Linked DNA regions of Homo sapiens: region 1 is linked to region 2. Evidence: chromatin loops called from intact Hi-C (ENCODE). Cell type or tissue: MCF 10A. All regions are shown on one strand. Links, peaks and the distances in the headings refer to the core of each region. The heading gives the core; the rest is flanking DNA.

What was found. Peaks named below come from ENCODE experiments on the same cell type or tissue, not always from the same donor. Only the 100,000 strongest peaks of a DNase experiment are listed, where the experiment ranks them.
Region 1: a loop joins it to region 2, with 2.5 times the contacts of the local background. A loop is called at or near these places in 4 of 110 quality-filtered maps.

Annotation. Positions count from the first base shown.
Region 1 is chr5:133,455,750-133,466,595 of GRCh38, reverse strand. The region is part of intron 3 of FSTL4 (follistatin like 4); the gene reads left to right. Among named protein-coding and RNA genes, the nearest start is that of MIR1289-2, 33 kb to the right of the region's middle. RefSeq lists an enhancer at 7,975-9,174. In MCF 10A, for the core only: a CTCF peak has its summit at 6,242 (motif pointing right); DNase peaks (open chromatin) are centred at 6,275 and 9,345.
Region 2 is chr5:133,368,841-133,379,686 of GRCh38, reverse strand. All of the region lies in intron 4 of FSTL4 (follistatin like 4), which reads left to right. It overlaps LOC124901068 (a long non-coding RNA gene), which reads left to right and starts at 845. Exons shown (of 2, transcript XR_007058941.1): 1 at 845-2,741. RefSeq lists enhancers at 8,343-8,877, 7,980-9,179. In MCF 10A, for the core only: no CTCF peak of the experiment used is centred there; DNase peaks (open chromatin) are centred at 6,216 and 8,956.

The DNA.
Region 1 (10,846 bases), core at 1,963-9,962, 87 kb before region 2:
TTTGAATGAATGAGTAACCCTGAGGATTGGTAAATGTTCTTTTTTTTTTTTTTTGAGACAGAGTCTCGCTCTTTCGCCCAGGCCGGACTGCAGTGGCGCTATCTCGGCTCACTGCAAGCTCCGCCTCCTGGGTTCACGCCATTCTCCTGCCTCAGCCTCCCGAGTAGCTGGGACTACAGGCGCCTGCCACCGCACCCGGCTAATTTTTTGTATTTTTAGTAGAGACGGGGTTTCACCGTGTTAGCCAGAATGGTCTCGATCTCCTGACCCCATGATCTGCCCGCCTCGGCCTCCCAAAGTGCTGGGATTACAGGCTTGAGCCACCGCACCTGGCCGGTAAGTGTTCTTGTCCCAAGGAATTCTTCTACCTCAACTCCACTCAAAATGAGAACCCTGGGGAAGAGAGAGATTGATGGATTGGCTCATCAGGGACTCTGTCCCCACCCTGCCCCCTCCTTTCCCATATGGGGAGCAGGATGTGGTGAGAAACTTGCTCAAGAAGTGGGTAAACACTTTGATGGCAGAGGCCATGTCCCGTTTCCTTCCACTCACAACCAAGTGAGGGGCACAAATTATTCCTTCCCCCTGCCCCACTGCAGGAAAATGTACAAATCCTAACTTAATCTCTCCCATAAGCACTGGAAGCTTGTTGGCATAGGGATTAGAGGTCTGGTCTCTACGATAAGCTAGCCACGATGTTGAGCCTTCAACCATCGATAAAATCACTTGGAAATCCAGTATCCCTGTTAGAGTTGGTTTCAGTGCCCATGTTGCATGCTGCTTTGTCAGGGTCCTCATTAAGACTTTCTTCCTCCCACCTTAGACAGCACTGACCCTCTGTTCAGGCTCACACAGTCGCTGTCACCCAGGCCCACCTGCAGCTGTGCTGCCACTCACCAAAGTCTGAGAGGAACTGCTCCCTTACCAGGACAGTGAGCACTGGCCCAACCCCACTGTGCTCCTCCATGTGTGTGGGGAGTGGCCTCCCCACCCCCTGCCCAGAGCAAGAACTGATTCTGGGTCACCCACCCAGGACTAGAACCCAGAGCTAGTCTGCCTCACTCCTGAACAACCACCGCTCCCACCATGGGCTGGGCTCAGCACCCTGCTTGGGGCTTCGTGGAATATGTGGCATGGGACCTGGCCTCAGGAAGCTTATTCTCTATTTGGGGGGAAAGTAACAAGATAATACAAGACAGCACAGAATCCTGTTCATATTTCTGTGGCACGGTCTTACGGATGAGAGGAGCTCAGAGGAGACTAATATGGGTTAAATCAGGTAGGAAAGACTTTGAGAGGCCATAAGAACTTGAGCCTGACTTTGAAGGGTGGGTAAGAAATAGAATGGGTGCTCCCAATGGAGGGAACACCAGGCAAAGAAAGGAGTGAGCATGGCATGGGCAGAGGCCAGGGGAGACCAATGTGGCAACGCCTTTCAGGGACTAGCAAAGATAGCAGGCCGGACTGCCCTATGTGCAAATTACCATTCATATAAATGACTGATACCCTTTACTGAGAACAAATGAGGAGAGAGAGAGAGTAAATACAAAGTGACTGCATGCATGAATCAATTAATAAACGAAGGTGTCGAGCACCTGAAGGCAGGTTGGAAAATAGGAAGGACCAGCAAAGGTAGGTGGGGGTTGGGGAAGCCAAGCACTGACTTCTTGGGGATGTATTATAGATGTGGTTGAGTAGAGACTGCTCCTATCAGGGAAGGTCACAGAAAGGTCCCACTTAAATTACTAGTTGAGTCCGCTATATTTTGTATGAAATACATACATAAAAAGTATGAAAACAGCCTCTTCTTTTGCATAACCTTTGAGAATTTCCCCGATCAAATCCTGCAGCTGGGTGAGCAACTCCCTGGCTCGACTCTGTGTGGCCTCCAGGTCCAGGGACCAAGTTTTCCCCAGGCTTCCTTGCAGCAGCTTTCTCCCTCCTTCATGGCTGACCTGCACCTCTCCCCTCCATGGGGGGAAGGTAGGAGTATGAGCTCAGTGCTGGAAGCTGCTGTTCTGGGAGAGTTGCTTGTGCCACAGGAGTCAAATGAACTTTTCCCCACGAGGCCGGCCCCTCTGCTGATGCTGTGTTTGTAAAACCAGTAAAGGTTTTCCTTTTGTGAAAGAGAGAGAGAGATATCCCTTGAACAACTGGAACCTTTTAAGCCTGGGCTATGGTTTTGTTTGGGGTATTTGGTGGTGTGGGGGTGGGACTGTCTTTCTCATTATTAAACCAGAAAAACCTGCATATGGACTCAGCAATGAAGAGTGATTTTGTTCTTGGGAAAATGTAGCAGCCTTCAAGTTAGTAACTTGGGCTCTTCTGGGCACCTCCACTGCCGCACCTGGCCTGGTGGATTTGCGCTCAGATAGAGCAAAGGCAGGGCTGGGCTACAGATGTCTTGTGCAGACGGGGAGGGGCGGCCCCAACACTGCTTAGTGTAAGTGTCATCTCAGAAGCAGAGCTTCTAGGTGGAACATCCAAGGGCACCTTGAGACGTGAGACGGTTGATCCATCACAGTTGTGATATGTCAGTGAGTACACACTCCAGGTTCAGGGACTGTCACCTTGGGAGGTGATTGAGACTGAATTCAAAACAATGAATCGATACTGACATGGAAGAATAGTTTGGCAAGAAGGCTTGGAACTGCTCTGCACCAAATTTGTAATGCCAGTGAAGAAGCCAGTCCTTGGCTTCCCCAGCCTCCACCTAACTTTGCTGGTCCTTCCTATTCTCCAGCCTGCCTTCAGGTGCTCAGCACCTTCATTTAGTAATTGATTCATTCATGCAGTCACTTGTATTCGTTCTCTCTCCTCATTTGCTCTCAGGAAAGGCTATCAGTCATCTATGCCAGGATATATTAAAGTCAAACTCCTTGACACAGGATATTGTACTTTAATCTTCATAGCTGTATGAAAAACCCAGTCCTCTGATTATGTAAGAAATTTGTCCTAGGAGGTTGAGAAGCCAGGAAAAGATGAGGGAGGAGAGTGTGCTTTAGGGAACAGACCATTTCCCCTGCCTTGCTGTCTGGGTTTGCACCCCAGAGAAGAAACACAAAGCACAGGTACAAGGGGAAAATGGATGGCCAGTGGTGAAGAGAAATTGCTCTAACACTTGGTTGAACTCAAGTCCAAATACGACAGGGACAGGTAGGGATTTACAGCTGGTGGAGTAAGGGAAAGGATGGAAAATTACCAAGAGGGCTTAGTTTGGTGTAGGGGGTGGGGAACTTGATTAGACTTCTAGGTGGAGGAAGAGACACTTGATTGGATATCAAGAGTGGAGGATCCTGGATAAATTGGCTTCTCAGGATTCTTTGCTAAAACTGGGCCCAGTAGACCAAGGATTAGGCCCTGCAAAGCAGAGGGCTCAAAAAAGCCTGACTAAAATTTGTTCAAATCTCTGTCACCAGGTACTCATAGGACAGGGAGTGTCTGTGAGGCCTGACACACAGTCACTAAGGATGCTGGCGTGGCCTTGGGCCTGCCGTGATTGCTTGCTGGTGCTTCATGCATAGTAAAGATGGTCAAATCCCTGAGACCTAGAAGAGACTTCCTGCCTCGCACGGCATTCCTCAGCCAGGCTTTGGAAGGAAGATGAAGCCAGACTCTGGTTGCTTGCGAACTCCAGGAGCACAAAGTCTCCCATCTCTGAGACCTTGGCCCAGGCGCAGCTCAGAAACTGAGTGTGGTGTCAGGTCACCTGCTCTCTAGGTTACAGAAAGCCCCAAACTGGCTCAAATAGTAGGGAAAATTATTTTTACACATTGCCAAGTCCATGAATAGGGCAGGCCCCAGGCTCAGAACCATCATCAGTATCAAGCGCCGGCTTCCTTCCACTCTATCATCCTTCGTGGGCCAGCTTAGCCTTCCAGCTGGACCGTGCAGAGTCACTCACAGACCCACATCCAAGGAAAAAGACTATCTCTTCAGAATCCTTCTTAGCACTCCTCACATTTCACTGGCCAGGGTAGTCTACCGGCTCCTTCCCGAACCAATCGTTGTCATGGAAGTGGGATTTCAGGAGTGTCTTTGATTAATCGTTAGGAGTGAAGTGGAGGCTCCAGAGTCAACCCCTGCATCCTCCACATGTGCTACTTTGAGTCCACTTGAGTTGAATTGAATTCTGGGCCACAGAGTTGAGTGTTAATGGGCTGAAAGATAATTAAGGTGTTTTCTACATCTTGGAGTGAGAACAAGAGCACGCATGTGCCCTGGCACCAAAGGGACACAGAGCTTGGCATATTTCCTAGGAATTCTCCAGGGTGTGGGGAGAGGGAGGACCAAGCTCCCAGGCCCTGCCCCTCAAGGGCTATGAGTGCCAAGCCTGTGTGTGAGCACCTGGCCAGCTTTCTGTTTGAGAAGACATCATCTGGGGGGCCAGAGGGGACATCGGGGCATGTCACAGAAGCAGTTGTCGTGGCTCTCTTGCCTCAGTGAGGACGTGGTCTTGAGATCTGTGTCTACCTTTCTCTCCCCAATGCCCCTTCTTTGGACAGTGTCTGTGATGGACTCAGGTGAGGTCAGATGGTTTTTGAAAGCAGATGGCCCCCACTTGCTGCCTGAGACCATTGTTTACTTCTCATATCATGGCTGGCAGCAGGGCCTGTGCTTGGCAGGACTCTTCCTCTAAACCTGCATAGGCCTAGAGCTTGTCTCATCCTTGCTGAGAGCCAGGAGGTTCTGAGGTGTGGTTGTGAGAATGTGTAGTTATTTTCTTATTTAAACATCCTAGGTCTCGGTCTTTTCTTTTTAAATGTGTTGGGGGAGTAAAGTTCTCAAATGAAGATAACTTATGAGACTTATTACGCAGGCTGATCAAATGGCATGATAAATCATATAAATGGTATAAAATGCTTTGATATGAATAGCAGAATAGTGAATAAGGATGAAGCATCCAACCCTTCTCCAAGGTCACTGGAGTGAAAAATATCTTATTGGGCGCCCCAGATATGTCCAGTCAGTCAGCAACAGAGCCTAGCTTGTAACTTCCGTAGAATTTCTTTGCTAATTCGGAGGGTTTGTTTGTTTGTTTGTTTGTTTGTTTAGGGAGTAAAAATCAAATTTGCATTCATCCCAGGATGTTTCAAGGACAGATTTACAGCAACAAACATTGGTGAACTAAAACTGGGAGATTGCACTGTAGAGTTAGGATATGGAACAGAAAAATGTTTAAAGCTCCAGTAAACTACCTAGAAATGTAATTAAGTCCCTTGCAAGAGGCCAAAATGCCAAAAATGTGACAGTCACCCTGTTCTTGAAGAACCACTTCTGGAGGTAATCAGTCTGTTATGACAGGGGAGGATGGATGGAGGCCCCAATATTGTGTCGTGGATTGAAACCCATGCTAGTTAGGGTATTGTCCCTTTAGATTGGCAATTTTAATATCAGAGCCACATTGACAGATGGAATTTGAGTAAGTGATTTGTGCAAGCAGTCCACAACTCACAAGAGAGTTTTGCTCCCAGCAGTTTAGCATTAGGCAGTCATCTAGACCTTTGAAAACAAAAATGCATTTTTTTCCACAGGAGTATTCTCCTGAATGTGGTTTGACTTCTGCACTAGTGTCCAAAACTTTATTTAACCTTCAATGTTGCTAAAAACTACTTTATACATACAATTAATATCATGGAATCCAATGTTATAAGAAAAATTGTAGCACTGAAAGGGAAATTGTTCCTTTATTTTCTCTTGCTTGGCGTAACCTGAAGGAAACAGATTTAACTGAAAGAGGATGAGAAGTTAGCCTCAGAGCATGCAAGAGTTGGAAGGCGTTTGAGCCAGAGCTCAATTCAAGCCCTTGTTTATCAAACGAGGAAACTGAGACTCAGAGAAATTTGGTGTTTGGCCCAAAGTCACACAGCCAGCAGTGTGACTAGCATTCAGGCCTGCCCTGACCCAGTGAATACTCCCTGTAGAAAGTTTCCAAAGAGACAATCAGATCCCCTAGGTAGCGTTGGGCCCCACTGGAAAGTCGACTTTTTTTCAGTTTCACTATAAAACATGCCCTGTTACTTCTTAAAACGGAGATGAGGCTTGCGACTATTAGGCTTCTCTAGGAATAGAGCCCTGGAGCTCATAGACAGAAAGAAAAGAAATGTGTGTTCATGCGAGAAGCAATGATAAGGTGAAACTAACTGAGCTGGAAACTGCAAAAGACCAGGAGCAGAAAATGTGTGGTCCCTGCAAGGAGGAGCGGGGACCCCAAAATCAGATGGCGGACAGACAGCTGCACACTAGGTGGCGCTGTCATCCCCCCGGTGGCTTGGTTGCTGCCCTTGGAAAGAGCACTGGGGAAGGTGTTACCGGTGGAGGGTGTCCAGGTTCTCGGTGTCTTGAACAAAGAATTGGACAAAACGCACAAAGCAAGAATGAAGTAACATAAGCAGAGATGTACTGAAAATGAAAGTACACTCCACAGTGTGGGAGCGGGCCTGAGCATAGGGCCTGAAGGGCCCCGTTACAGAATTTATGGGGGCTTAAATACCCTCTAGAGGATTCCATTGGTTACTTGGTTTACACCCTATTTAAATGAAGAGGATGAAGTAAAGTTACAAAGTCATTTACTCGGCGTACACCCTATGGGGAGGATATTTCCTTTCGTAGCTGAAGTGTGAATCAGCCTCATGTGTTTCCTGCCTCCAGATCCTATTTTCCTACCTCAAAGGAGGACCCTGTGTCCATGACAGGGGCAGGGGGAGAGTGTGGCATGATTCTTTGCCTAGGGAAAGGGGAGGGTGGTGAGACACACAGCTCACTAGTCCAGTGTGGATAAGCCAGAGTTCATCAAAGATAACCCAAAACTCAGCGCCACAGCATTTCACTTCCCAAAGCCTGAGTTGACGCTTATGGTCTCCTGTTCTCCCATGAGAGAGGTAGCCTTGGCCCCCACAGCCTCTTTCCTCTCCTGTGTGACCCCATTGCCTCAGACTACAAACTGCTGGAGGACAAGGACTGTCTGTTTGGTTTTGCTTTGTTGTTAATTCTCCACAGTCTCCTCTGCAGATGTTTGATAATATCTGCTAATTGAATATTTAATTTACTCAACTCTAAGGTAGATTTTTGAGAGCAAAACAATTTTTAAAAAAACATTATTTTATATTGACACTTGAAGTTCTAAATAAGTGGGTTTTTTTTAACCTGGAATTAAAAAAATCTAATCCTCGTCATATTTAATTGTCCTAAATACTGAGTGACTCTTGGTATGCTATTAATTCCACATGCAGACTCTTCATGGGTGGTGGCTGATGGGGGCTTCCCTCTCCACTGCTTTGGAGGAAGGGCTGCCCTGCACGGACCCCAGGGTGGTGGAAAGGGAAAGCACTCTCGGGGACTGTCGGTGGGTTTGCTTTGCTCTTTGTTTTTAGCCTCAGAATAAACATATGTGCCCTTTGCTTCAGCCTCTCAGGCCCAAGGAAATGGGGAAAAACAGTGGAATCTCTGCAGTTTCTGGAAGACTGCTGGCTGAAAGCTTCCCGAGAGCCTTCAGCCCCACACATGCCCTCCTGCTTCCAGAGGCAGGTGGGGTCTGTTGGAGGTGGGGGCAGTGACACCATACCTCTAAGGCAGAGGTCTGAGCCATCCATCAGCACCAGCCTGACTTTCAGAGGCCATGGGAGCTGGGGTGTCTAATGTCCGCTGCGCCTCTCCTCCGTCCCCGTCTACAACAGGTGTGTGTGCACCCTACCCCCTGCTGCTCCAGAGCTCCTGGAGGATGTGATGGGGCCTTCACAGGAGGCTGTCCAAGCCAACGCTTGAAACAATCTAAAAGGTTGCAGGTTTTACAGCACTCAATCCTTCCCTCCTCCTCTCCCACCTTGTGTTTGGTGATAATACTCCCACAGACAACAGTGATGCCAGTGCTTGTGTCTGTGAGGCCCTGGTAACTGGAAAACAGTTGCCCATCATCTGGGGGCATTCCCATGAGGCCAGGCCATCCCCAGTCCACAGATGGGACCCAGGCCCAGAGAGGACATGTGGCTTGCCAGATGCAGAAGGACGGGGATTCCAACCCCAGGGCACCTCTCTGGCATTCCCATTAAGGAAGCCTATTCTCTCCTCATGAAATACATGGGATGAGATGCTGCCTTGGCCAATGCCAGACCTAACTTCAATTTGGGATGAAGACAGAGAACGGGGAGGAAGGAGGCTCACTACCCAAGGAGGTGAGCTGATGGCATCCCTGTTTCTTCCTGGGCATACACAGCTGGGATTGTAAAACCCAAGGCAGATATTTCAAGGCTGCCATTACCATTTTCTGAAGGACAAAATCATTCTTTTTTATTAATACATAAATAACTTTTTTCTTGAGCAGGCCCAAAGAAATGAAACACAGATGGTGATAATGTTGAAAATGTTTACCTATTTCCTCTCTGAGGACATCAGATTAGCCTTTTCTGTGGGCGGAATGTGTAATCTGCTGGAAGACAATATCATCCTTTTGATCTTAAAATACATTTTTCATATCTTTGCCGCAAAAGCTGATTATTATCATGACATTTTTAAACAATGACTGTTCACTGCGCAGAATGGGAAAGGAAAGTTCAGCTGAACGTATAGATAGATAGATGCTTGTCGGAGGCCAGGCTATGGGAATGAATTTTCCTGTGTTTCTTCTGCCTGGTGACATTTGACATTAACCCCTTCCTCCCGGACTCGGTCTTGTGCACTAATTGGAATCTGATGCTCAGCTGTAGGAATTGGCTGCTCCTCATTTACATGCAGAGACCATTGATTAATGGCCTCATCCACTCCTTCCAAGGTCACTGTGTTCCCTTTTCTTCTGGAAGTTAAAGAATGCTTGATTAAATGGCAGAAGCAGATTGAATGGGGAAATGTATGGGGAAGGGCTTTGTTACACCAAGTGGGGCAATGCAGACTTGAGATGCTGACGACTCCTTTGTAGGTGGAGCCCATCAGTGCAAATGACACAGGCAGCTGAGAAGCGTTTGATTGGCCCCGCTGCCTTGGCTGGCTAACATGAAACTGACAATTCTAAGAGGCTCCTCTTCACAGCTCACTCGCATCCCTTCAGGGCTTCACAGCATTTCAAAGGAAAGGCATTGGATAAAGGAGAAAGCAGCAGAAGTGGAAAGGACACAGATTTCAAACATTCTGTTTCACATTGGCTACAGAGTTTTGTTTGTGCGGGGAAAGGGGTGAGTCTATGCATACCAGGTACCACCCACCTGTGTGCTCCAGAAGGCCCGTGATATCCTGCCCAGTTGCTGAAATCTATAAAATGTCAGGCCAGGTAGCAGCAGGGTGAAAGGCTGGAAGCAGCCAGCAAAGGAAAGGTTAACGTGCGCATGCTGTTTGCAGTTCCATGGCATGTGGCATCTTGCACAACCAGGCCATTTTGCAACCGAGTTAAAATTCCCCTGCAGCCACAGGGAGGGAATAGATAAATCATGAATGAATTGAAATTATATTTCCTTCTCTTAGCTTTCTTTTTTTCTTCTTCTTTTTTTTTTTCTTTCTCTATCTCCCCACTCCAGGAAAAATGTTACAGAAAATTATAGGTTGTAAATTCCACCCAGTGCATTTAGCTCCATCCTTGCTGAGGGTCAGAGGAATGGAATCTCACCAGTCATATTTCATGAGGTCTTTCAGCAAGTTCCTGTACTGTGTAGAGATCTGAAGGGCAAAAATTCAAAAAGTCAGCAGGGCACAAATGGACCAGAGGTAGGAAGCAGACAGGTTTCCTGGGGCATCCTCTGGGTGCAGCCAGGCTGTGTGTGCTCCCAGCTCTTCTCAACTCAGAACCATTCATGTCACAGATAGTTGGGGGCTCGTTCCTATGCTGGGGCAAAACCATAGTGAAGAAAATTGCATGCTTATGTGGTGTGTTACTTGTGCTTCAGGGTTTTTTGTTTTGTTTTGTTTTGTTTTGTTTTGTTTTTTTAAGTACAACTTTGTATGATGTGCCTTGACCATTGACAAGTCTTCAGAAAAAAAGGAAAGAAAGAAAGCTTCATACTATTGGGTCCTAACCCAAAGTGCCAGTGACCACCAAGGGCTGTTGGCCTCAGCAGGGAAAGCCTGTGTCTGGGTCTTGAAGGCAGTGTAGGCAGCAGGCAGAGAATCAGCTGGTTTTCCCCCTCCCTAAGCTGGACTAATGCGTAAGCTACACTGAAGAAAGGGGAGGGTGACCATCCCCCAAAAGCAGGGCTCACTAGCCAAGTGTGTAACCCAGAGCACATCAAAGCTAAAGCAAAAAGTAGAAGCCAAAGCTATCACAAGGCCTAAGTTGGCGTCCAGTCCGAGCATGGCCCACTTGTTGTCTCAGGACGGCCAGCTTCACAGCCAGTGGGCTTCATCTCCACCCACCAGGAGGTTTGGGCTAGGGTGTGTGTATGTGCATGTGTGAGTCAGTGAATGATGTGCTGCAGAAATCAGAGATACAGAAGGACCCTGAGGAGCTCCTCCAAGAGTCCCTGGGGTCCTAATATAACCAGGACATTATGCCCAAAAGACTGATCCACATGGCTGAGGCTCTTTACAGGAAATACCTGCATTGCTAACTTACTATCCCCAGAACGCCCTCCCCTGCCTTACACGTAGCAAGTAGAACTTGCTGATGACAAGACACTACGAGAGCTGGGAACCTAGAAGTATTCGGCGACTGTCAGACCTCCAGGAGCCTCCCTGTGGGTTCAGAGGGAGCATGCACATGAACTTCTGGGTGCTAGCCCAGGCTGGAGGCATTCCCTTCCTGGCAAGGGAGCAGGAGGCCAGCACAGGTTTGCAGAAGTCCATGTCCTCAGGCTGTGGTGGAGTGTGGGCACCAGGCCAGGAGTCTTGTTCATAATTCCATGTCACCAACCCTTTGCCTTTTGAC
Region 2 (10,846 bases), core at 1,570-9,569:
AAGTGTATTTTCTCTTGTAATTTCTTATTTGACCCATTGGTTATGTAGGTGTGTGTTGTTTAATTTCCACGTATCTGTGAATTTCCCAGATTTCATTTGGATACTGGTTTTAATTTCAGTCTTGTGGTAGATGAACATATTTTGTGTGACTTCAGTTCTTTTAAATTTATTGAACTTTCTATTCTGGTCTAGTATATGGTCTGTCCTGGAAAATGTTCTATGTACACTTGAGAAAAATGTGCATTCTGCTTTTGTTAAATAGGGTGTTCCAGCGGGATCTAGTAGGTTTAGTTGTATCATAGTTTTGTCAGTCTTTTATTTTCTTGTTGATCTTCCTAGTTGTTCTATTCATTATTAAAAGTGAGATATTAAAGCCTCCATCTATTATTGTCATCTATTTCTTTCTTTAGTTCTGTCGCTTTTGCTTCGTGTATTTTGGGGTTTCTTGTTAGATGTGTATATGTCTAAAACTATTAAATCTTTCAAATTGATTAGCCCTTTTATTATTATCTGTTTATATAACACCTGGTTATCTCCAGTAGCATTGTTTTATATTAAAGTTAATTTTGTCTGATATTAGTATAACTCTTTCAGCTTTCTTATAGTTTCTTTTTCCATGCTTTTACTTGCAATCTATTTATATCTTTAATTCTAAAGTATGTGTTCTACAGCCAGCATATATTTGAATATTACTTTTTTATCCAGTCTGAAAATCTCTGCCTTTTGATTGGATTGCTTAATTCATTAGCATTTAATATGTTTATTGATATAGTTGGATTTATATTTGAAATTTTACTTTGCTTCTTATATGTCTCATTTCATTTATTCCTCTGTTTCTCCCTCAGTGCTTTGTTTTGTATTAACTGAACATTTTCTGTTGTAGCATTTTAAGTCATTTAATGATACTTTTCCTACATTTTTGGAGGGTGTTTTTAGTGATTTTTCTGGGGTTTACCATATACATCATAACTTATCAGAATTTACTTCAAATTCATACTAAAACTTTTAATTTCTGTGAGATATAGAAATGTTATTCCTATATGTATTTTACACTTTACATTTTTCTGCTATTACTGTTACACAAAATAAAACTATATATGTTACAAACCCAATAATACATGTTTTAAATTTACTGATTTAAATAATTTTGTCATTTGAAGCTGAGGGAATAAATGAGAGCAAGTATATAGTTATATAATTTGTATGTTAACCTTCTTATTTACCATTGCTGGTTTTCTTCAGTGTTTTTGTAGATTCAAGTTATCATTTGATATCATTTCCTTACTCCAATACAGTTTTGCACCCACCTACATCCTTTGTGCTATTATTTTCAAGTATGTTATATTTCTGTATGTTATAGGCACAATTGTACAGTTATAAACATATTATTTTATACAATTGCTTTTAAAATCAGCTAACAAGAAAGGAGAATAAATGTATATTTATACTGTCTGCTATAATTACATAGTTATCTTTGCCAGTGCTCTTTTTTTTTGGTGTAGATGTGATTACCATCTGGGGTCACTTGCTTTCAGCCTAAAAAGCTTCTTTCACCTTTTGTAGAGTGGGTATGTAGCAATGAATTATCTGTTTTTGTTTATCTGAGAATGTCCTTATTTTGCCTTCGTTTTTGAAAAGTGGTTTTGTTGGATATACGATTCTTTGTTTACAGTTTTGTTTTTTAGCACATTGAATATGTCATTCCACTGTCTGCTGGCTTCTTTAGCTTCTGACAAAAAGTCAGCTGTTAATCATATTGAAGTTCCTTTGTACACGAGTAAAAAAAAAAATTGTTGCTGCTTTCAAATTTTTCTCTTTGTCTTTGTTTTCTATATTTTTAGTAGAGTGCACCTGGATCTCTGTGTATATCTTCCTTGAAGATTGTTGAATTTCTTGGATGTACTGATTAATTTTTTAATCAAATTTAGGAAGTTTTTAGCCATTAATCCTTCAAATAATTTTCTGTTCCTTTCTCTTTTCTTTTTCTGGTGCTTCTACTGCACATATGGTGGTGTGCTTAATGGTGTCACACATTTCTCTGAGGCTTTGTTCATTTTTTTTTTTTGGTTCATTTTCTTCCCTAGTAAACTAGCTGTCCTACAGTCTAGCTTGTTGCTCTCATGGAGCTACCAGCCTCCTCTTAATTACTTACCACCAAAATGTTCATTGTTTTAAGAGTACTTTTAGGCTCAAACTTCCTCATACTCTGTTCCAAATTCCTCTCAGTCAGAGCTCTCCATTTTAATGGCCTGTCTCGCCCCATGGCCAAAATCTCCAAGCCACTGCTCCAGAGTTTGGTGTGGGCATAATGGCCCAGTTCTCTTAGAATGACACCCTTAGTTGTAATTCTAGCCTGGTTGTCATGGTAGACTCTGGTCTCTCAGTTCACTTCTCCCAGCATGAAATCTCTGTCCTATGAGTAAACTGGGGTGAGGGAACTTCGGGTCCCAGTGTTACTGCCCTGTCACACCAGCAGTAGAGTCTCCATCTTATGAGTCAGAGCTGAGTGGAAGATGAGAGCCCCAGACTGCTCAGTTGCATTTGCCTGGAATTTAGTCTCCACAGCCTGGAGCTGGCAGGGATTAGTTGTGCTGGCATCCTGACCTCCCAGGGAAATATTATATACCTTGACTGGAAGCTGGGGAAGAGGGAACCCTGTCTCCTTGGCACTTCCATCCAGAATGAAGCTTCCTTCACATTTAGCTGGCAAAGAGAGAGGGAGCAAGCAGATCATGGCTCAAGTAAGACTCTTGCTGTTTTTACTGAATTTAGTAGATTTTCTTTTTTTTTTTTTTTTTGAGACAGACTCTTGCTCTGTCTCTCAGGCTGGAGTGCAATGGCACAATCTCGGCTCACTGCAACCTCCGCCTCCTAGTTTCAAGCTATTCTCATGTCTCAGCCTCCCAAGTAGCTGGGATTATAGGTGCCCACCACCACACCTGGCTAATTTTTGTATTTTTAGTAGAGACGGAGTTTCACCATGTTGGTCAGGTTGGTCTCAAACTCCTGACCTCAGGTGATCCACCCACCTTGGCCTCCCAAAAGTAGATTTTCTTGAATAAATGTTTCTTCATGTGCTATAGGTACTTAGGAAAATTTCCAGATACTTTAACCGGTTGGGTTTGGAGTGTGTGTGTTTTTTTTAAAATCAAAATCATCATTTCACCATTTATATTTATTTCTCTGAAGAGCATGTCTACAGAGTTCGTTATGCCATAATTCTAAAAGCGGGACCCAATGTTTATTTTTTTAGTCTACCTGGATTTAATGTGTTGTGAATGGTATAATGCAAAGGCCTAGTTTTATTATTTTTCACATGAATTCCAATTCCAATTTGCCCTAACTCCATTTATTGAAAAGTCTATCTGTTCCCCCAGAGATCTACAATACTGCCTCTGTCTTGTAGCAAATGTCTGTTTCTGCAGGAGCATATTGCAGAGTTCTTTCTTCTGTTCAGTTGATCTATTCCTGCACCAATACCACAATGTCTTAATTATAAAAGCTTTATATAGTAAGTTCTGATATCTCATAGGACAAGCCCTTGTCCTTCTTCTTTGAGAGCACTGAAGCTGTCTTCAGGACTTTGTATATGTTTATAAATTGTAGATTCAGCTTGTCAAGTGCACACGTGTGTATACACACAACCTGTTGGAAATTTGATTTGTATCGCATTGAGTCTATGGGTAAATTCAGGAAGAATCAACATCTTTACAAGACTGTGGCTTTCCATCCGTAAACATAGTATATCTCTCCATTACTTAAGTATAAATATCAACTGATGCAAGCAGTATGTGTGCTCTCTAAGGCCATGGATCTTCCAGAAACTTGTAATATTTTCTACTCTCTCCACTCATCTCACAAGGGTTCATATCACTTTAAATCATGTCAATGTGGGAAGAACAAATTAACTTTAGAGGCTATTACTGATCCCAATGTGACAGAAAGCCAGATTTCTAGACAAGTAGATATTTTTGGTAGTTGCCTCTAATGGATCAACTATACCCAACGGGAGTGAGAGTAGAATAAGGTACATTTTTATCACAAAGTAGCACCTACTTTAAAGCTCCTCCACTGCTTTTTACTAACCAGTTTATTTCCTTTCATGCTTTCACCAACACTCCAGCTGTTTTCTGACAATGGGGAACTAGCATGAGGCTTGGCTATTTCAATCAAGGCAGGAAAATATTGATTAGGGGTCTTTAAAAGTAACTGCTGTTGCTTTCCTTTTATTGTTGTTTTTCTGATTACAAAGGTATTATGTATTATTTCCAGAGAATTTAGGACATACAGAAAAGCACAAAAGAGAAAAATAAAAGTGATTTACCATCAGAGAGAACCAGGGATAATATTTTGGTATGTAACTTTAGAGTCTTTTATATATATATATATATATATGCCATGCACACCCTATGTTTTGGGTTTTTTTTCAAAATAGCTCTTTATAAATGGATCTCTTTATACAACAGTAAGTCAAACCATTGTTTTCTTTGGAAAACAGCAGGTAATGGGTGCTCAAGAGTGCTGCAGGGAAAGTGCAGAGAATCCCTTCAGGAGAGACAGAGGTGTTTAAGTTGAGACTGCCAACCAGGTTATGCACCAGCTCACTCCTCGAATACCACCTACTGATTTCTAGATGGCTGACGTGAATTTGATTGCCTCTCAAGGTTCCATCCAACTCTAAAGTTTTGGGACTCCAAGATTTCTGTCTGATCTGTGGTCCCATGTCACCTAACACTGTCATAGGCCTGAGTTGTTGAAATGAGGGGTGCTTAGTCAGTCTGGTGCTATAACGGATTATCATAGTCTAAGTGGCTTAAAGAAATTTATTTCTCACAGTTCTGGGGGCTGGGAAGTCCAAGATCAAGGTGGTAGCAGAACTGTGTCTGGTGAGGGTCCTCTTCCTGGTTTGCAGATGACCATCTTCTTGCTGTGACCTCACATGGTAGAGAGAGAGAGAGAGAGATCATCTCTTCCTGTCTTTTTTTTAAAAGGGTATTAATCCCATTCATGAGGACTCCATCCTTGTGAACTAATTACCTAACAGACACCTCACCTCCAAGTATCATCACATTGGAGATTTATGCTTCAGCATATGAATTTGGGGAGACACAAACATTCAGTGCATAGTTAGGGGTTTTTGGTTTGCTTGTTTAACTGCCCACCAAGAATATGATTGGAAAGTTCATATTTAACCAAGATGGTAGTACTGTCACAATTTCTTTCTAGAAGAGATAATATTAAAAGACCATTTCATCTGCACAGCTCAATTCCACAGAGAAGAGATGGTGAACTCAGGCTTGTCTCTGGTAAAATCATTGTGTGCCCTGGGCCCAGAACCCCTGTGTGGACCCCTTTCCTCCCTTCAGCTCCACCAGTACAATGGACCCTTGTCCAGAAAGGGACTTCTCGTGAATAAATTTGCCTCCATAATGACCGAATAGGAGAAAGTTGCACATCTAACCACCTGTAATTATCAAATAAAATCCTTTGTGCCCAGGTCAGTAAGTCTGAGTGTGGGCAGTTGGAGGAGGATAGGGAAGCCAGGGGAGGGGGCAGGAGGACCTTCCCAGATCCTGTGAAATCACCCTTCTAAGTTACCACTCAGGACATGGCTAGCTAGATTAATGTGGGGCTCAGGGTTTCCCTGCCCAAGGGACTTCATTTCAGGTCAGGCAGAGGCAAGCAGCTTAGCCCTCACATCTGTGCTGCTGAGTGTGGTTACTGCAGGAGAGAGCTGGAGTCTAAGGGAAGAAACTTCCCATGCTTCCTGAGGGGTGGGGATAACTCTGAAGCTCTGTGACCAGTTCTATTTAAGCCAACATAGAGAAGGGCATCATGCTGCTGAAGGTAGAGGCAAGTGATGCTTCATCCTGAGATTTTGGGGACCATTGCTGCTCAGGTGCTTGTGCTGTTCACCCATCTTAGTGCCCCACCCAGGGAGATGGAGGGTGCACTGTGGCCCCAACCCAGTCTACATGGACTAGGTTATGATCAAGGCTTCCCAAGAAGGGAGGGTAGGTTTGGTGGGGTCTGCCCCAAACAGTTGTTCAGTGTGGGGCCAGCATCCCACACACCCAACCTGGTGTTAAGTTATGGATCAGCTTGGCCATGAAGCAGTATATTCCAGCTCACTCATTTTCACATTGGTGCTGCCGCCTGTTCACACTGGTTCCTTCTTGTATGTGCATCCAGTGGATCTCTGCTTCTACATATAGCTCATTGTGCAACCCTCCCACATGGTGGTGTTACTCATGGATTTCACATTCTTACTCTCAGGATGTGTTTCAAGGAAGTTACCCTCGGAAAAAACTCTTCCAATCCCTATAATTCCCACAGTCCAAGATTCAAGGTGCTGACCGCCCACCTCCTGCATCACCCCAAAAGGCAGTGGGCTGGTGGTGTCATGTCAGCTCTTGTTGGCTGCAGAGCCCTGGGGGCTCTTCGTAATAGCCGCAGGCCTTCCTGGCAGGGATTAGAATAGTCCATTTGGGCTTCCTTAACAGAATAGCACCAAATAGGTGATTTAGACAACTATGAAAATTTTATTCCACCTTTTTGGGGTGGCTTCTTAGCCACCTTTTTGTTGCATGCTCACATGGCAGAGAGAGATCCTCTCTCATGTCTCTTCTGAGAAAGGCACTAATCCCATTCATGAGGCTCCCCCCACCTCCTAATACCTTCACGTTGGGGATTTAGGCTTTAATGTATGAATTCTGGGGAGACACATTCGGTCCATAGCAGCCAGCCATGATGTTCTCACAGGTGGGAGCTGCTGAGAAAGCAGCTGTGACAAAGAACATGAAGAAGCCTGTTACAAGGAGTCACCCTCCCTCTGGGCACAATTAAAGCAGAGTGCCCGGCCTGTATATGCCAGAAATTTCAGTTCCTCCCCGCTGGAGGCTCAGTTCGCACCATAAAATGCCACATTTGATATGCAGATTCCCTGAACTCTCCAGAGAGGAGCTGGCTACCCAAGGGGAAACAAAGGCTGTTCAGAATGTGTCTGGATCCATTCCCCCATAAGTGATGTTAACACTAAAACACAACAGCTCTCTTTCATCGGGCTGGTTTTATGGCTCCCACTCCAACTGTTGCTTGGAATTGTGGTTGTCCTCATTGGCTTTTTACTACCTTTAAAAGATCCTTTGCAGAAGCCTGTTGGCTGGCTTCCTGCTGACTCCAGGGCTCGTTGTGGAAAGGCCTGGAAGGTTGGCGACTAGGAGCCTTGGGCCATGACCCAGTCCTAATACCAAGGTAAACACTGAGCTCAGTTATGTGTTCTCTCCTTGGTGTCACGTGCTTAGGGGGATTCTGACACACAGGTGACCTCCAGGGGGCAAAGACTAGGATCACACACAGTCTAAAAACTTTATTCCACAGGACAATAAATTTTAAAAAATAGATAGATAGATAGATACATACATACATACATACATACATAGATACATAGATACATAGATACATAGATAGATAATTCCCCTGCCAGTCCTCAAATCTCAGCATGAAGCATTATCTCCCTGGCGGGAGAAACATGAAAACTGTCTCCAAAGCTGATGGCCCTTTACCTGGAAGTTTGATGAGGTGTGTTTGGCAGCCCCAGCAGGCACATGTTCGGCCTGTGGGTGGGTGACAGGGAGGCCAATTTCAAATGCCCTGCTTGTCAGTGTCATGGATTTCAATTCCTCTCTCCTGGAAGCAGTTTCCACCATAAAATGGTGAGCCTTCCAACAGCTGGGGCTGCCTTTGCAATGGGCCTCCCGGTGATGAAGTGGGCTTCCCGTCCCTGGGAGTGGACAAGCAGCAGCCGAGGCTGTTGGGGAAGAGGCGGAGGAATTTCTGCCCCGGGAGCGAGGTCTGACGATGAGGAGTCCTTCCAGCTCTAACAGACAGTGTTCATACCTCAGTGTTTTTCAAGCCCCAAATCAGTTTCTTTAATGATGCTCCTGTAACAAACAATGCCCAGTGATCGCTGAAACCATCTTTTTTCACACTTCAAAAGAATCTGAGAACAAAGGTGAAAATGACATTTCCTTGTCTGCCAACTGATATTTACGCACATGAATCATCTGACACATTCCGCATTACTTTACAGGCACTTCAAATGGAGGCTTTTCCCCTGGGAGCTCTTGTGTTGTGCCAGACAAGTGGAGGCCCTGTAGGGACACTCAGCGGCTCTCACACCCTAGACAGGTCCGTCCTGCCACCAGGAGTCAGGCCCACACTTTCCGTAGACCCTCTTCCCTCATGCTTGCTTTTTCCCATCCTGGGAGTTTTAGGGACACTAGCCATGATTTTAAATTTCACGAGACCTACATGGGATAAACCCTCAAGAGTAGATATGTTAAATGTCAGGAATGCCTCTTGCGGTGAGGGCCTTGGGAAAGCAGTGCTGGCTTCTGGGCAGCCCCAAAACATGGGCAGAGCTTACGTGGTCAGAGTCTCGGAGTGGACACCCTTTGTAGGTTGTGTGGCTCATTCCATTAAGTCCCAGAGCTGGCCGGTCTTGATGGCCTGGGGTTGGTGACCCTCTGAGTCCTCGGGACCGTTGGCCCTCTGTGCGCTGTCCCTCCATGCCCCATCCCTGCATGGGCCCTGCTTGCCAGCATTGCCCAGAACTACCCAGGCATTCAGAGAACCAGGCTGGTACTGGCCAGGGAGGCAGCCAGGGCCTCTGTCATCACAGGCCTGATGTCCAAGCTCACGTCTGTGCTGGGAACCCAGTTTGCAGCCAGTCATGGCAGGGGAGAGCCATCTCTTACCCTGGGTTGACTCAGCACCCCAGCACCCACTCGATGACCCCAACCTGCCTTTCCCTGTTGCTCCATGGGGCCAGTTGCCTTAGACCCTAATGAGTCTTTGAACTCTGGCTTTCTTTCCTTCTTCTCATTCCTGAAACCACCCCCTCTGCTCTGAGGGCGAGGCTGCCTGAGCCTCTGACTCACTGCTGCCTCACACCTGCCTACCCCTTCTCCCCACTTCCCACAGCACCGCCTCATCCCTCATTCCTTCTCTCCAGCTGGCGGGACAGGAGTCCAAACCCCAAGACTGCCCAAAGACCATGCTTCAGGACCCATGCTGCCCTTCCCCGAGCCTGTCCTCACACAACTCTGCCTAGGAAGCCAGACCACACAGGACCCTGAGCACGCTGGCTTGCCTGGGAGAACTACTGTCCTGTTTCCCTTCAGGCCTGGGACCCCTGTCTTACTTTGGGTATCCTCCAGCAGGCTTCCTGCCCAGCCATGGCTAATGTTTAAAAAAAAAATTAGGACTCTCCCACAGGGAGAGGCTCCTTAAATAGGATCCAGATGCTTCACTTTTAGAGAGGCTGGCCTGCAGGCAGATACCAAGTGAGGGGCCATCTCAGTCTCAGCCTGTCTCCCTGCCCACAGCCCAGCCTGCCAACCACAGCTGCCATATTCCAAGCGACCTTGTCATTTCCTCAGCGACAAGCAGAGAACTCTGGGCAGAAATCATGTTCCTCTTCTGCCCTGGAGAACTCTGGGTCTCATCAGGGCAGACAGAAAATATTAGGGCATGATTGAAGATGAAGGTTGTGGGGCTATGACCACATGCACGGTGACAGTTCAAAGGAGCTAGAACAGTAAGAGCTGGGTGGCCAGGAAGCTTCCTGGAGGAGGGGGATTGGAATCCAGTAGGATGCTCTTGGCTTGGGTGGGTGGAGGGCAGCCCTGCTAGATAGGACCAACCCCAACAAAGGGATCAAATCAGCAGCGCCTCACTGGCACCTGGGGAGGGAGGGAGGGAGGTGCTCTTCTACCTGTGTCATAGCTAGCTGCCCTGTGTCCTCTGCCACCAGGGATTCCTCAGCTCTGAGACTATCTGGAGTGGGGTGCCTAATGGGTTAACTAAGCCCTGCTGATGCCAGGTGACAGAACCCACCCAGTAAATCAAATGGCACAAGTGTGTTGCCCTTAATGGTGTCGTTTGAGGCCAAATGAGCCTGCTAGAGTCTCTAAAATCACACTGTGTAGGAGGCGCCCACCTGTCAGAATGGGGCCCACCTAAGCTGAGCATTTTGTGGAGAATAAGAAAGTAGGTGCCTGGGCAGTGGGAGGGGCTGTGTCAGGCTGGGTGCCAGGACTTGGTGTTCTAACCTCACCAGGTTGTGACGGAACAAGCCTGGTCCTCCCACCCAACCCCCTGCCAGGTGGCTTCAGTTTCTCCCTCTGTGCAATAGAGGGGATTGGCCTTACTGTTTTCTCAGTCCCCTTCTCATCATGATATTCTGAGACTCTGCTGTGAGTGGCATGAGATGTCTCGGTGTGGCTCTCCACCCAGGTCCTGCTGAGGAGACACAGGAGCAATGAGCCCAGGGAGGGGATTAACAGAGGGACCGCCCATGCTGCAAATTAGCAAGATACCAGCTGCCAAATGTAACAACTTGTGTAATTGGCTTTTTGTTTTATTAAGAGGCATGATTCTCTTTAGCCAAGCCTCAAATGCCAGATGGGCATTAAACTTTGGAAGATACAGAGATTAACATTAACAAGAAAAGGACAGACTTGGGTAGCTTTGGAGGCTGGTGGTATTCAGCAGGCCATGTGTGGGTGTGCCTGCCAGAACCCTGCATGGAGACCAAGCCAGCCTTGGAAGTCCATCCCTGAGGCTTCTTCGTCTATTGGGATGGGTACCTACATTTGGCTCAAGACTGACTTTTCCCAGCATAAGACAAACTGAATCCCTGAAGCACCGTCTGCTGGAAAATCCCCTTTATGCAGAAAAAGCCAGTTGGCACTAGGAAAAGTCCTGGCCTGCCAGCTGATCTTTATTCAGTGAAATAGAATTATTAGAATGGGCTAGATGACAAACCAACATGTCCACAGTT